Regions from separate parts of the Homo sapiens genome. Here region 1 is linked to region 2. A link is an interaction called in ENCODE POLR2A ChIA-PET data of the cell type or tissue named here. Cell type or tissue: Panc1. All regions are shown on one strand. Links, peaks and the distances in the headings refer to the core of each region. The heading gives the core; the rest is flanking DNA. Region 1 overlaps LOC124901056 (a long non-coding RNA gene). Region 2 has its middle 8.2 kb from the start of ZNF608.

Evidence for each region. ChIA-PET counts read pairs that join two places held together with the same protein. Peaks named below come from ENCODE experiments on the same cell type or tissue, not always from the same donor. Only the 100,000 strongest peaks of a DNase experiment are listed, where the experiment ranks them.
Region 1: POLR2A ChIA-PET joins it to region 2 with 7 read pairs; 2 of 35 experiments call an interaction of 5 or more read pairs at or near these places.

Annotation. Positions count from the first base shown.
Region 1 is chr5:125,655,838-125,664,181 of GRCh38, forward strand. All of the region lies in intron 6 of LOC124901056 (a long non-coding RNA gene), which reads right to left. Among named protein-coding and RNA genes, the nearest start is that of LINC02240, 170 kb to the left of the region's middle. In Panc1, for the core only: a CTCF peak has its summit at 5,019; no DNase peak of the experiment used is centred there; H3K27ac peaks cover 5,821 bases.
Region 2 is chr5:124,750,682-124,759,025 of GRCh38, forward strand. No RefSeq gene overlaps it. Among named protein-coding and RNA genes, the nearest start is that of ZNF608, 8.2 kb to the left of the region's middle. RefSeq lists an enhancer at 489-1,087. In Panc1, for the core only: no CTCF peak of the experiment used is centred there; no DNase peak of the experiment used is centred there; H3K4me3 peaks cover 929 bases; H3K27ac peaks cover 5,353 bases.

The DNA.
Region 1 (8,344 bases), core at 50-8,049, 900 kb after region 2:
AATAAGGATACATGTAAAAGTACACTCTTAGTTGAAATCTATCCAAATTATGAATATTATATATCAAAGTTTGGGAACATTCTCATTCAAAGCATATATACTAATTACTTTATACCATTTAAATTGGGTTAATGACTGTTAAAACTACACTATTTGAGCTGAACTTCTTCTGCATGTAGTGGGTGAAGCCTATACCTCTTACTTGTTTTTTATATGAAGATAATCCAGAGGATTGAATTTACCAGGAGCTCAGCGTTTGAGTAGAACCAACCTGGCAGTTGTTGATACAACAATTATTTCTCTCACTATTGGATTTTAGCAATCCATCTCATCTGGACCTACTAAAGAGAAGAGGTGCATGGAAAATAGCCAAAAAAAGATACTCAATAATATTGCAGCATTATTTTTATGTAATCACACACACATACATACACACATACATACAATTACAAGTCAGCATGATAAATAGCTGAAGTCCATACCAAAGTAGCCGAAGCTACAATTGTGTAGCCACTCAAAACATGTTTTCAAACTGTTCATTTGGACATAGATTTCTGTTTAATAGATATTTCATTTTTTACTTAATGATATTGGCATTATGTAGAAACTGACATTCTGTGTTCCAGATTAGATTCCGTAGAAATTTAGAGGTACTCAAATTGGCATTTATAAATATTCTTGGGTAATCTATTATTTGTATTATTCTTAGCTAAAGGTGAAAGATGGGTGATCTCATTTAAATTTACTTCAATTGAATAAAATTATCAAACTAAGTGGAATAATTTCTTTTAAGATTTCTTCACTTTCTTATAATTACCTAATTAACATATATACAACCTTTAAGACTTTTTTCTTTGATGCCTTCTGTAGCTAAAATGTCAAAATCTCTACTTTGTATGTAGAATTGTGAATATAAGTATATTTATCCACATTTTAACAATGTCTGTGGTTTTTGGCTCTTTCATATTACTTCCCAAACAGGAGGAATAAATCGCAGATCTTATGATGGTATTCAAGCCTACTTTTAGCATTAAGTTGCATATTCTACCTTTCCAAGACAGACTTATTGCTTATAAGTTATATAAGCACAGAAATAAGTGGGATTAAATATAGAAAATGATGAAATTGTCTAAGTACTAGTAATCCTCTTTGTTTTTAAAAAATATTATGAAATATAATAGTACAATATAAAATATATGCTTTAAAACAGACATTTTCTCAATAACAATTTTTTTTTATCTTCAAGAAAGAAGAGTTAATTGGAAAACAAAGATTTCAGTAAAGTGCTATTTTCAGAAGAAATAATTTTACCACGTTTGTCGAAATGCTGTTTTTACACAGTATACTAGAAAAAGATTAGCTACAGTCTGCTTTTGAGCAATGAGTTAGATTCTGAGCATGGAAATGCATCAGTTTTTAGAGGCAATTCCATAGCCACCATTTTTACAGTTTTAATATGAAGTTTTGCATGACAAATATAAAGTGATCTGCCTCCCCATCCTCGAGATAGTAAACAAAGGTGAAAAGAATTAAAAAAAAAAAAACCCACTAACAACACAGGGAAACAATACTCAAAGAACAAGACTCAAGAGACTTATCTTCTAAACTCAGTAGAACTGGATCTCTGCCAAATTATGTAAGTTCTTTGAGTCTTATTTTTCACATCAGTAAAGTGCGTATTCTGAATTAAAAGATATTCTTTGAAAACTAATCTATTTCCTCAAAAACATGGAAATATTCACGTGAGCATTCCGTGAGGGATGAGGGGCAACACTGTGACAGTGAATTCTGTCTATCCCATTGGCAGAACTGGGATTTTTATAAATGTTTCAGCAGGGAGACAGAAATGCCATCAGTGTCAATCTCTTCTTTCCACTGGGAATTCTGGCAAATCTGGACGTCAATGATATAGGTACTTTGCTGGTCTGAATTTTTTTTTATAACTCATTTATCTATGAAAAAAAGGCAAATTAACACATTCCAGGACAAACGAAAACAGAGAAGTTGGTACTAACAGACATATATTACAGGGAATGTCTGTAAGCTTTTTAAGGCTGAGATTAAGTGACCCTGACAGATAATTTGAATTAACATAAGAGTTTCTAGTTGCACATGCTTATACATACATGTGTGCATAGGCCAGAGGATAAAATGCATCGCTGCTGGCCAACAACTCATATAGTGGAGGCTTGAGCACACCATGCTTATTCCCAGAGTTCCAATGCTCTGCTTTTGAACCATTACCATGCCTTTCAGCAGCACTGTCAACAGAGCTCAGAGAAGGTCTTGAACTCCAGAGAATGAATGAGATATGCCAAATGAAGCATAATTACTTTATTGACGTCATTCAGCTTTCAACTCACATTTAATGAGAAAGCTTCTACTGCTTGAAACAGTGGGCCATTTGTAGCACATTATGCAAATGATAAGACTAATCTTTTGCATTATACATAAGAGCTGCTTATTGTGCATTAACTAATTTATCTGACTAGGAAGGGGCTATGAATGCTGATTTTTATTAAGCTCTTCATTAAGTGAAAATGTAGGCATGGCAAGTGCATATATTAGTATGTGCCTGTCTTGCATGGATGAATAAATACATATACACATCTAGTTACCAAGTGACATTCTTTTGGTGGCAAAAATCATCAACTTTAACTTTTTTTTAGTCACATCAGTAAGATGAGAAAGTGAAAATTAAACACTCAATGGAAAAGACTCTTGTATCATTAAAAAATCACCACTTTTTTTTATCATAGTCCTAAAAGTGTTTTTTAAAAGAACAGAATGTGTAGCCTAAAGTCAATAGTTTAAATCTTAAGTATCCTTGAGTATCCAGTGACTATTTTTATGATCATAAAAAGCCGACAATGAATAATTGAACACCAAGTCAAATTAATAACCTCAGTTTTTATATATGCTTAATTTGAGTAGAATAAAAGAAAAAAAGAGCAAAATAGTATTCTATTAAATATACAATAATCAATTTGGTCTAAATCTAGGCAGGAATGTCTAGATGAACACGTGAATAATGTAATCCTCACTTAATTAGCACATTTCATTAAGGCACACATTTAAAACAAACCCAGCCTCTACATAGACAGGCACATCTCAGCAAGTTGTGTAAAATTTGACCAACTTTCACAAGAGAAGAAATACCAAAAATATCACACTTTATTTGCTTGATGAAATTGATATAAATCTATCTTAGCCAATGTATATTGGGAACTCTCTATATGCAAATTGTTATGAGTATTTTAAGCTTATTACTTAAAAAAAATTTTAACAATCCTGTTAACAGCTCCCCAATAGGAGATGAGTAAGTGATTATTTCTATAACTGGTTTTCAAGGTGAAAAGGCTAAAGGAAATGAAATTAGCCTCTATCTTTGAAGATACTATATAGTAGCAATGACTAGGCAACAGACTGGGGAGGGGCAGAGATGCCGAATGCACCTCTGACTTCAAATTTGAGTTCTTAGTTTTAGTTCATTAAAATTAATGACCAATCACTGCATGTCATGCATGAGGAACAGCTCATTCCTTTATCAGTCAGGTAAACTGAAACACACACTACATGACACAAAACCAGCCCTGGGATTTGGCCATGAGCCCAACTTAACTGCAGAATGTTTATAAAATTATTAAAATTTATGGGTTGATAGCACTCTCAAGCAATTTATTATAGCTGTAAACCATTTTTAACTTTTGAAAACACAATAAAGTTGATTTAATAATCCCCCTAATCTTATACACAACTTCCTCCAGAATTTTCTTCAATTATGCCTCATAAATTACAATTTATTGTATATTAGAGAAACACTAAAAAACAAATACTTCATGAGAATTTCATCAGATTCATTTATTCTGAAACATTTGCCAGAGAGCATAACAAATTCACATGTGACCCCTGTACTCTAAAGAGCTGAAGTTCAAACCAAAGCCACAGTGGAGAGTTCCTTTGCCAAGGATAATAACTAAAATCTTCCCTTGACTTGAGCCAGGACCTCAGCTTTAATGAATGCCGGGTCAAGAAGTCATGAAGAAAGAGGGGGGCAGTTCTAGGGAAATTCTGTCTATTCAAAAAACAGCTTGAATTGCAAAGCACAGATAGTCACCGTCACCTCTTTGTAGGACTTTGTTAGAGAACAAGCAACTGAAAAGAGAGATCACAAAGAGGCAGTAATTTTAAGCACACATTGTGTTTTCCTCAGGAGCAGCAGGACATCAGTATAAGCCCATTTACTGAGATTTAACAACTTTTAAGTGAAAATTTCATACTTTTAAAAATAGAATTTACGTTTAGGATCCAGAACCCTGCTTGAAGTATAATCCCCAATTGCGTATAGTCTGCCTTAAGGCAGAATTATTTCCTGGACCCAGTAGGTCTTGTGACTTACAGAACTTTATTTTCATAATTAAAACAGAAGGTTTTGAAAGTATGAGGAATTCATCAAATGTAACAAAAAGAAAATATATTTATAATAGATATGCTTCCTGGTTCAATGGGGAAAGAAGGATGGACATAATCATTTCCTGAGGAAAGTCTATGTGCAGTCAGAGGAAATATTGTACCAACATTCCTTAAATATTTCAGGTTTGTGCCTTCATGCTCACTTTAGGAGGCTGGAGGCTGAAAGCCCTAGTCAAGTAAATTTACCATTGACTTTAATATGCTAAAATTGCAACTGGTGATTTCCTGGTCTTGCGGATACCAGACTTTAGAGTGAAGCTGGCTCTGGGAGAACCTTTCAGGAGCAGGGAATTACTTCCAAAATGAGAGTTGTTTTTACTTGGGATATCCACAGGATCTGTCTTCTTAACATGAACAAGATCCCCTCATGGGACTCAAGAGCAATCAGAAAACAGGAGATGATGCTATCATGGACTTAGTCATACCAAAGGAGCTTTAACAGTCCTAAGACCATAGTGGGCCTAGTGGTGTCAGTTTAAAGTCAGAACCCCATAGAAAACTTACCTGGGCTCTTGTTTCTTTCTTTTCTCCTTGTTTACTCTGCCCCTAGTGCCTGGTGCTCTAAATGCTTGACTATGATACATGCTGTTCAAAGAACAGGTCTATGTGCTCTCCTTTCCTTGTTCATGTGGTTGGGTGTCTATACCTGTACCAATGATTCTCCTACCATCTTGGCCACCATAGCATCAAGTAGACACCCAGCCTAAGTTGGGTCAATGAAATTCCTCTCCCTGAAATACTGAGATAATTAAATGTATAAAGCTGAGGTAAAATCCTGAAGACCAAGGATTGAGGGCACTATTTTGTGGTGACCATGATGACTATGAGCAGAAGAGACTGGTCTACAGAGGAAAAAGCATAGAAAGCATTATAGAGAGAAGGAGGAATAAGTGAATATGAGACCATAGGGAGAGCTAGAGAAAATATCTGTCCTCTCTTTTCCCTATGATTTATCAGTTCCTGTGACGTCTACATGTATTTCTAACTCTTGGATCCTTTATATTCTCCTGTTCTATAAAGCCCATTTTAATTTGATCTAGTATGCCTACACTTCAGTAAATAACCCATCTTATATTCAAGAAATAAAAAATAAAATTACAAAGTATTTTGAACTAAATTAAAAGTTGATTCTTTTTGTTTTTGAATTTTTTTATAATTTCTACTTTTATTTTAGATACAGGAGGTACATGTGTGAGTATGTTACATGGGTATATTGCATAATGCTGAGGTTTGAGCTATGGAACCCATTACCCAGGTAGTCAGCATAGTACCCAATAGGTAATTTTTCAACCCATTCCCCCCTTTCTCCCTCCCTGTTCTCATAGTCTGCAGGGTCTATTGTTTGCATCTTTATGTCTATGTATACTCAAAGTTTAGCTCCCACTTATAAGGGAGACCATGTAGTATTTGGTTTTCTGTTCCTGCATTAATTTGCTTAGGATTATGGCCTCCAGTTGGATCCATGTTATTGCAAAGGATATGACTTTTTTATGGCTGCATAGTATTCCATGGGATATATACACCAGAATTTCTTTATCCAACCCACCACTGATGGGCACCCAGGTTGATTCCATGTCTTTGCTTTTGTGGATAGTGCTGCAAGAAATATACAAGTGCGTTTGTCTTTTCAGTAGAATAATATTTTTTCCTTTGGGAATATACCCAGTAATGGGATCGATTGGTTGAATGGTAGTTTTAAGTTCTTTGAGAAATCTCCAAACTGCTTTCCAGTGGCTGAAGTAATTTACATTTTCACCAACAGTGTATAAGCATTCCTTTTTCTCTGTAGCCTTGCAAACATCTGTTATTTTTTGAATTTTTAATAATAGCTATTCTGACTGGTGTGTGGTGTTAGATTGTATCTCACTGTGGTTTTGGCCTTTGATTATTAGCGATGCTGAGTATTTTTTCATATGTTCATTGGTTGTACATCTTCTTTTGAGAAGTATGTTTGTTCATGTCACTTGCCCAGATTTTAATGAGGTTGTTTTTTGCTTAAGTTCCTTATAGATTCTGGATATTAAACCTTTGTTGGATGATAGTTTGCAAATATTTTCTCCCATTCAGTAGATTGTCTGTTTACTCTGTTGATAGTGTCTTGTGCTGTGCAGAAGCTCTTTAGTTTAATTAGGTCCTATTTGTTAATTTTTGTTTTTATTGCAATTGCTTTTGGTATCTTTGTCATGAAATCTATGCCAGGTCCTATGTCCAGAATGGCATTTCCTAGGTTATCTTTCAAAGTTTTTATAGCTATAGGTTTTACAAGTCTTTAATCCATCTTGAGTTGATTTTTTATAAGGTATAAAGAATGGGTCCAGTTTCAATTTTCTGCATATGGCTAGCCAGCTATCCCAGCACCATTTATTGAATAAGGGGAGTTCTTTGCCTATCGCTTTTGTCAGCTTTGTCAAAGATCAGATGGTTGTAGGTGTGCAACTTTATTTCTGGATTCCCTCTTCTGTTCCATTGGTCTATGTGCCTGTGTTTGTACCATTACCATGCCATTTGGTTACTGTAGTCTTAAAGTATTGTTTGAAGTCAGGTAATGTGATGCCTCTAGCTTTGTTCTTTTTGCTTAGGATTGTTTTGACTATTTGGGCTTTTTTGATTCCATGTGAATTTAGAATAGTTTTTTTCAAATTCTGTGTAAAATTATCTTTCATTTTCATTTTCTGATTACCTTAGATTACATAACCCATTCCTTCAACCCTTCTCTATATGTTGTCAGCATCTTTGTGTCCTTTTATCCACCCATCCATAAAAGAGCCAACACAGAATATCTGTTTTCAAAGCCTGTACCAGGCTGATGCGTTAATGCTGCCAGAGTAAAACTACATCTGTGGTGACTACTCTCAGTATGTCCTGTAAAATTGCCCAGCAACTTGGTTTTGTTTGTAACAACTAATTCTGCTTGTTGGGAGGACATGCCCAAAGGCAAGGCAAGGGGGCAGCCTCTACAACTCTTCTAGGTGGGAGACAGTGGGTATCATCATGATATCCCTCAATGGCAGCATATCCTGCTTGTAAAGGAGGGTTTTTTTTGATGCGCTGCCATCTATAAACCAATCTGGGGCTCCCTTTATGTGAGTGGAAGTAAGGTGGTGAAACATGGTGAGAGAACTTTCAATGAGATCAGTGTGAGTGTTGGTCGGAGTTCAAAATTGGTGTTGAAGGTAAAAGAGTGATGGGATTATGATGGGAGTATCTATGAGGAGAGATAGAGTGTTGAAGGAGAGTTGAATGCAGGGCTTGCGTGCAAGAGGATGAGGTGGAGGTGAGTGCCTTATGGCTGAGCATATCTTGTAGACTGTGAGAGGAAAATACCTGAAGGGGTTCATAGAATGTGAGTTTTTGTGCCTCAGGGATAATTAGAGAGGTTGTGGCCAAAACTTTTAAGCAAAGGGGCCAGGTTTTGTAAATGGGATCTAGTTGGTTTGAAAAACATGCCACTGGTTGGAGGGAATCTCCCATGGGTTAGGCTAGTAGTCCAAGGGCCTGATTATAAGAAGTGTGTAAATATACATAAAAAGGTCTTAGGGGATTTGGAAGGCCTAAAGTGGGGGCCTGTAATAAAGCATGTTTTCGGTGAGAGAAAGCATGATAAACATCTGGGGTGGGATTGAGTGGTTGGTCAATATTTCCTTGTGTGTGTTTATAAAGGAGTTTACTGATAATAGAAAAATTTGCTATCCATAATCAGAAATATCCCACTTATCCAAGGAAAGAAAGTAAGTCCCTTTTTGTTTTAGGAATTGGGATTTGTTGAATGCCTTGCTTTCATGCAAGTGGAATTTCTTGAGTATTTCGAGTTATGATTAATCCTAGGTATAAAGCTTTTGGAGGTTAATTGGGCTTTTTTTTTTTTTTTTTT
Region 2 (8,344 bases), core at 257-8,256:
TTGTGTATGCCCCATTGATAAGAATACAGCACCATACTGTTTTTTAACTTTTCTTCTTCTAAAAGAGTGATTTCTCAAAGGATCAGATCACTCTTGGGCACTTCCTGTGTCCCTGGGGTGTCATCTACATCTCAGCCTTTGGAAGCCCATGCCTACCCCATATGTTATATTAGTTTGGAAATAATATATAGGTAGTTCTTAAAAGAATGGGACATTTAAAAATGAGACCTAGTGAAGCTGGAGAAGATTGGAGTTCCTCCAATACAAAACAAATTACAGCGTCTGCAGCACAGATGAAGTCTAACTAAAACCAAAGTTTAGGGTTTGTAATAATCAAATAATCTAATCTAACCCGAGCTTCAACACTTAAACCCAAACCTTAAACCTTTCTGAGAAACCCTACTGGCCCAAGATGAAGGCTTAGGCCCGACTCTACCACATATTTAACCCAAACCATTTTGATAAATTAAAGTATTTCCTTCCATTCCAACATCTCCACACTCCATTTACACCCCACCCCCACCTCCTTCCTCCCAGGTTCTTCCAGGAGACTTTTGAATAAACCAGTGTTGTCAGACTGGCTTTTCTTGTGTTTGTTTTGTTTTGTTTTGTTTGACAAAGGGGCCAATCAAAAGGCATCAGAGGACCATCAGCTAATTGATGACTGAAACTAAGACAATTAACTACCAGTTTTGAAAATCAGAGCTACTCCTCTCACAAAATTGGGAAGTTTTCTGTATTTATAGAGATGAAAATGTTATCTTAATCTCTCATCAAGGTAACTAGGAACCTATTTGTCACCATTCTAATATCCACATGCATATACTTCATAATATCAATACACTACTGTATAATATAAGCACTATGTAATTTTACACCTTAGTGTCTACTCAGAGATGTGGTAGAAAGGAGGAGATGTCAGGAAATGAGTATTTGGAACAGAGGGGTGGAAGGAGCATGAGGATAGTGTAAAAGGGGCATTTAAAAAGTATCATCCAGCTCTTTGGAGGCCGACGTGGGCGGATCACCTGAGGTCGGGAGTTTGAGACTCGCCTGACCAACATGGAGAAACCGCCATCTCTACTAAAAATACAAAATTAGCCAGGCGTGGTGGTGCATGCCTGTAATCCCAGCTACTCGGGAGGCTGAGGCAGGAGAATTGCTTGAACCTAGGAGGCAGAGGTTGCAGCAAGCCGAGATCGCGCCATTGAACTGCAGCCTGGGCAACAAGAGCAAAACTCCATCTCAAAAACAAACAAACAAACAAACAAACAAAACAGTATCATCCCCCTCCAACAACCTCCACTACCCGCTCCTTGGATCTCAAGATCAGCTCTGCCCCTGCTTGTACTACATCATTGTTAAGGTCATCAAAAGGTCCCTTTCCTCCTTTTTTAAAGACAGACGATCTCAATGCTGAGGAGGCCAGGGGCTTCTAGCAGTAACACAGGAAAACATGGTGATCTTTCTTTGGTGCCTATTTCCTCTGATTTAGGGTATATTATTAAAGATCAAAGATTATTTCTTGGGCTAGGCCCAGTGACTCATGCTTGTAATCCCAGCACTTTGGGAAGCTGAGGCTGGAGGATCGCTTGAAACCAGGAATTCAAGACCAGCCTGCTCAGCATAGCGAGACCCTGTCTCTATAAAATTTTTTTTTCTTTTTTTTTTTCTTTTTGAGTCAGTCTCACTCTGTCGCCCAGGCTGGAATGCTGTGGCACCATCTCAGCTCACTACAACCTCCACCTGCCGGGTTCAAGGGATTCTTCTGCCTCAGCCTCCTGAGTACATGAGATTACAGGTGTGCGCCACCACGCTTGGCTAATTTTTGTATTTTAGTAGAGACGGGGTTTCACCATGTTGGTCAGGCTGATCTCAAATTCCTGACCTCGTGATCCTCCCGCCTCAGCCACCCAAAGTGCTGGGATTACAGGTGTGAGCCACCGTGCTCGGCTACAAAAAATTTTTAAAAAGTTAGCCAGGCGTGGTGGCACATGCCTATGTCCTAGCTACTCTGGAGGCTGAGGTGGGAGGATCATTAACGGCCAGGAGTTGGAGGCTGCAGTAAGCTATGATCATACTGCTATACTCCAGTCTGGGCAACAGAATGAGAACATGTCTAAATATATATCTATTTCTCCAGTTTTTGTGTATTTGTAAGGGAGTCTATTCCTAGGCCTACCTTTTCTATATTTATGCCAACATTGACACTTGAGATCTACTCAGGATCAAGGGAAAAAGTGGAAAACAAAGTTATAAAAAATGAAACCAACATGGAAATGGGGTTAATTTATAGGAAAAAGAACTTAATTTAGACATAATGAGAAACTTACTGGCTATCCCAGAGGATTATGGAGAAAGATTCTTATCTCTCTGGGTTTGCTTATCAACAGGATGGCCTCAAGGCAGTGGGCAGGTGTCCTGCCCTGGTTTCTAGGGAATACAGTTGATGACTTATTAAACACCCACACAAACACAAGAAGGTCTTTGCTTTTTTTCCCTACAGGTAACATCCTGACTTGCTAAAGGTCCTCTAGAAAAAACACTGTCTCTACTTTTTCACACCTGCATGCTAAATCCAATTTAAGTTTCTGGGTAGTACTTTAAACAATATCCATTTCCCAGGCTGGATGTGGTGACTCATGCATGTAATCTCAACACTTTTAGAGGCTGGGGTGAGAAGATGCCTTGAGCCCAGAAGTGCAAGACCAGCCTGGGCAACATAGGGTGACCCCGTCTCTATATAAAATCAAAAAAACTAGTCAGGCAAGGTGGTCTATAATGCCAGCTACTCAGGAGGCTGAGGCAAAAGGATCACCTGAGCCCAGGAGGTCGAGGCTGCAGTGAGCCATAATCACGCCACTGCACTCTAGCCTGGGCAACAGAGCCGGACCCTGTCTTTTTAAAAAAACAAAAATATCCATTTCTGGATAACTGTTGCCAAAAGGAGACGAGCAGTGTTGTTCTTGGTCAAACATTTGACGTTTTGCATTATCCTGAAATATCACTGGAACAAGACAAAGCACTAAGAGCCTTGTCTACCGTGGAAAGAAGGGCCCCTGCACACCATAACATTTCAGGTCCTTTTGGGGAGCATGAAGGGTCTCAGAGAAGAAAAACATCAACAATGTTCTCCCTGCCATGAAAGACTGTGGGACATTTCCAATATACATTTTGTAAATACGACTATTTACACACATCGTATTACTCTGCTATGTTAACTTTTCAAGATACTTCTATGCCCTATTAATTCACCTTCAGTTTAAATTCCTTAGAGTATAACAAAAAGACCCTCCACCCAAGGGAGGGAAAGTAATAACTGTCTTGACATGTCTTTACAATACAGTTTACCTTAAACAAGTTGCGATGATATAGAGCAAATATTACGTGAATTTATTTAAGACTACAATGCATTTAATTAGTAAAGCAATATAAAGTTGAAGAACTTTATATACTTATAAACCCTCTATGTTTATGTAATTCCTCATATAGTCTCTAATCCTCCATCTTAAAATAATCAAAATAAAAAGCAGCAAATTGTCTTTTTTATGCCTTGCAGCTCTAGAGAACCTAGCAAAATATGGCAAAACAATGTGATCTTTAAAGGAAAACATTTGTATACTGCTCTCATTAAGAGAAGTGCAATGTAGGTCAGTGTTAAGTATCTGAAATTGTACCTCCGCTTGGCTCGGGCTTTTGTGGTGTGGTGTGTGCAGCTATATCTGAGTGGGTGCTCAAGCAAGGTCTGAGGATCAGTTAGCAAAGTAAGGCAATTTACATCTCGTGTAATGAAACCATTTCTGGAAAAGGATTTTTCTTTTATGCCAGCAGAGACTGGCTGCATAAAGAAGATCAAAACACAAGCTACATTAAAAAAAAAAAAAAAAAAAAGAACTACTTATTGGAGATTTCTGTTGCTGGTTTTATTACAATATGTATTTTACAGATTTAGGTAATAGCCCTGATTTTTCAAATCGACCTCTGTTTAGACACGTTTCACTTTCGGCTGTTTCTTGTCTGTAAAATTACAGTCATTTGCACGTTATTACAGTGAGTAGGAGACAGATTGTATTTAGCATTGGGTGGGGGAAGGGTTATTATGGGAAGTGATCTGCTAAGGTCAGCACATAATTTCAGCCTGAAGAAAATTGCTTCTGAATGGCTGGTCTGTTAGCTAGCCAAGGAATAGTCACTGGGAGAGACTGCAAAATACTTCTGCTTAATCTGCATTATAGAGTTATTCTCATTTCCAGATAGATGGCCCGTAGATACAGTGTTTGTAAAACTAAATTTAAAAACTTGTAGGTGAAATGTTGTCACTGCTCTATTTGAATTCAAAACAATTACAACAAAATGCAATACGATCAAGCACAGGAAGATCAAGAGGCAGCAGGATCCAGCCATTACGTTCCACTCCATCTTTCTCCTTTGCCTCCATTTCTCTGCTTCTTCTTTTGTCATTTTTAAAATCCTTATGACTTCATGACAGTAGATTTTTACATATGTGTAAAAATTGAGAGCAATACCAAACACATTGATACATGTATCTCCAACTTTCACACATATATGACTGCAGGAAAACAAAATGCCTAAATTAGTTTCTTTTTGGAGAGTGGCATAATTCCCTCAAGTGTGAAAGCACTAAATATACTTTTGATGCTAGAATTTAAGGATTTTTTTCACATTTTATAAAAATATATTCTATTTGTGCACATTTTCTAAAGCTGACAGAAGAACAAAGCAGTGATACTTATCAGAAACAGTAACCCCTGCCTAATTTTAATATTTAAATCCAACCCTTATGCATCACCTGGGAAGTCTTAACATATTTGGTTAGATGAAATCAGGAGACCAAAGTTTATTTTAAAGAAGAATAAAAGAGTTCCGTTATACTCGGCTCCTTTGGCTGTTGAATATCACTTTTGTTGTGAACAACTGTGCCTCTTTTGTTTTCAAAACAAGCTTTCCTAAAGAATGAATCACTACAATCATTTGGAGAATATGCAATAAACAACAGAAAGCCAGAAAGTTGTTTTGCTATTTTCTCAGCAGAGCCTTTCCTCCCCTTCCTCACAGCTCAGCGGTGCCTCCAGTCCACCAGCCAATCATCATTATGGAAATGTGGTTCTCAGCCCCCTGATTGGCTGACTTCTGGTCCAGGATGTTTAAGGTTTCTACAGCTCATCACATGCATTGCCTGCCAGACTGCTCTGTGGACCTTTTTCTACTATGAATATTTTAATCATCTTTTATTTTCCTTTCTTTTCCTTTCTGTCCTTCTGTCCTCTTTTTTAAGATTCTTAAAATCATTTAAGGAAGCACCTTGTATTTTCTTGCAAACACCTTTAAAATGTAATGATCTGTTAAGAATAGAGTTGAATATACGAGAACATGTTTTCTAACCATATTTTAATGTTTTCTGTTTATTTGGGTTTTAATGATGTGTCTTTGGATTTTAGAGGGGTCCCATGAAAGTTAAATGAACAAACATATGCTTTAATTTTTATAATTCTAAACATAATGTCTCCCAAAAAGAATTTTATTGAGATATTTACAAGTCAAAACATTAAATTAAAAAACCTTTAATACTGAAAAGTAATCTTTCAGGTAAAGGAGACAATGTATTTTTTCATAATTAAAACATTGCCTTTTATTTGTAATTTTAAAAGATGTTTTAAACATTAACACTCTTGGCCGGGTGCTGTGGCATACGCCTGTAATCCCAGCAGTTTGGGAGGCCGAGGCAGGTGGATCGCTTGGGGTTAGGAGTTCGAGACCAGCCTGGCCAACACGGTGAAACCCCGTCTCTACTAAAAATACAAAAATTAGCTGGGCATTATGGCAGCTGCCTGTAATCCCAGCTACTCAGGAGTCTGAGGCAGGGGAATCACTTGAACCTGGGAGGCAGAGGTTGCAGTGAGCCAAGATCATGCCACTGCACTCCAGAACTCCAGTCTGGACAACAAAGCGAGACTCTGTCTCAAAAAAAAAAAAAAAGGAAGTTAACACTCCTATAGTGTATTAAGGATGCACAACTCTTTCAAGCTTGTTGTTGTTGTTGTTGTTGTCGGGGTTTTTTGTTTTGTTTTGTTTTGTTTTGTATTTTTGGAGACAGAATCTCACTCTGTCACCCAGGCTGGATTGCAGAGGCATGATCGAAGCTCACTGCAGCCTCAACCTCCTGGGCTCAAGCAATCCTACCTCAGCCTCCTGAGTAGCTGGGACCACAGGCATGCACCACCACAGCCAGCTAGTTTCTTTATATTTGTAAAGAAGGGTGTCTCCTATGTTGCCCAGGCTGGTCTCAAACTGCTGGGCTCAAGGGATCCTCTTGCCTCGGCCTCCCAAAATGCTGGGATTATAAGCATGAGCCACCACGCCCAGCCTGAAATAGGTTTGTAATTCAAGTGAATAATAGTAGGAAATACATGTGTGATTTACTATGTTCCAAAAAGTCTTCTTAATTATTTATATGTATTAATTTATTTAATCTTCATAGCAGGCAAGTGAAATAAGTAGTATTAGCATCAGAATGAGGAAACTGAGACACAGAAATCATGTAATTTGTCTAAATTTTCCAGCCAAATCTTGGTCCAGCCAAGATTTAATATAGGAAGCCTGTATGCTTAACCACTGCACCAGGACTATTATAAAAGAACAAAACTCCAGACAACATTGCCATTCTTTTTGTTGAGTGCAGGAACATTAACAGGTGACCAAGGACTTCTTTTCCTGAAAGAAATGCAGTTAACAAGCAATGTGCTAACTTTTTTCCAACATAGAACAACTCTATGCCAAACTGAAGATATGGCACATTTGATCAGATACATGCAAATTCTGCGAGAAATTGTATCACTTCTGGTCCTTATACTCAGGATATTTTTTAAAAATCAATTTTCTTCTTATCACTTAATTGAAAAAAAAAGTTTTTGGTCACATCTTTGGATCTGAGAAAAATTTTAAACATTTAAGAAATATTCCCATAATAGTGAGGCAGCCAGGTGGGAGGGGGTCCCTGGAGAAACTCCAACCAGCCTGCCCAATGAGATGGAGCCTCACCAACGTGAAGTTCAGGACATTTGCAGCAGGGAGGAACCTTGCCTTACCTTTTCCTGTGTGGAACCTGGGATCCAAGCTGCTGGTGAGCAGCACTCTATCTGCCAGAGTCCTTGTTTCCCCCTTTTCTTCCTTTTCACCCAATAAAACCCTGCTTCACTCACCCTTCAAACCATCTGGGAACCTAAATTTTCATGGCCGTGGGACGGAAAAGGACCCTGTTGTTAGCTGAACCAAGGAAAAGTCTTACCACAATAGGTGGCAGAGTGAGGTTAAAAAATGACATAAAGCTGGCCATTATTGGGACTGGTGGTTTGTTGATAGGGATCATAATATTCGTTTTTGTTTTTGTTTTTGTTTTTTTTTTTTTTTTTTGGAACGGAGTCTTGCTCTGTCGCCCAGGCTGGAGTGCAGAGGTACGATCTCGGCTCACTGTAAGCTCTGCCTCCCGAGTTCACGCCATTCTCCTGCCTCAGCCTCCTGAGTAGCTGGGACTACAGGCACCCGCCACCACGCCCAGCTTTTTGTTTTTTTTTTTTGTTTGTTTTTTTTTGTATTTTTTAGTAGAGATGGGGTTTCACCGTGTTGGCCAGGATGGTCTTAATCTCCTGACCTCGTGATCCGCCCGCCTCGGCCTCCCAAAGTGCTGGGATTACAGGCGTGAGCCACCGTGCCCCCCTGGGATCATAATATTCTTTATGTAATACATGCGCTTACATACGCACACACACTTTTGAAAATTTCTATGTTAAAAACTGGGGCCAGTTGAAAGGCTCATTCCTATAATCCCAACACTTTGGGGGGCCAAGGCGAGAGGATTGCTTGAGGCCAGGAGTTCGAGACCAGACTGGGCAATATAACAAGACCGTGTCTCTACAAAAAATTTCAAAAATTAGGTGAATGTGGTGACACATGCCTGTAGTCCCAGCTACTTGAGAGACTGAGGCAGGAGGATCACTTGAGCCCAGGAGTTCAAGGCTCATTACGGTGAGCTATGCCACTGTACTCCAATCTGGGCAAAAGAGCAAGACCCTGTCTCAAACAAACAAACAAACAAAAAGCTACCGTGCCTTGGAGAAGGAAGGAGCTATTCAGAAACACAATTTATCCCTTGGATTTAGAACAGTTTTTGCATTAATCCAACAGGGTAAAATGACTTTACTGTATATACAAACAAGCAGCAGATTACACCTGTAGCCTACCCTTTGTTTACACAGGTTTTTGTTTGTTTGTTTTGAGTCCAATTTACTTGCAAGGCCATATACGTTGAAAATCTGTAACGTGCTAT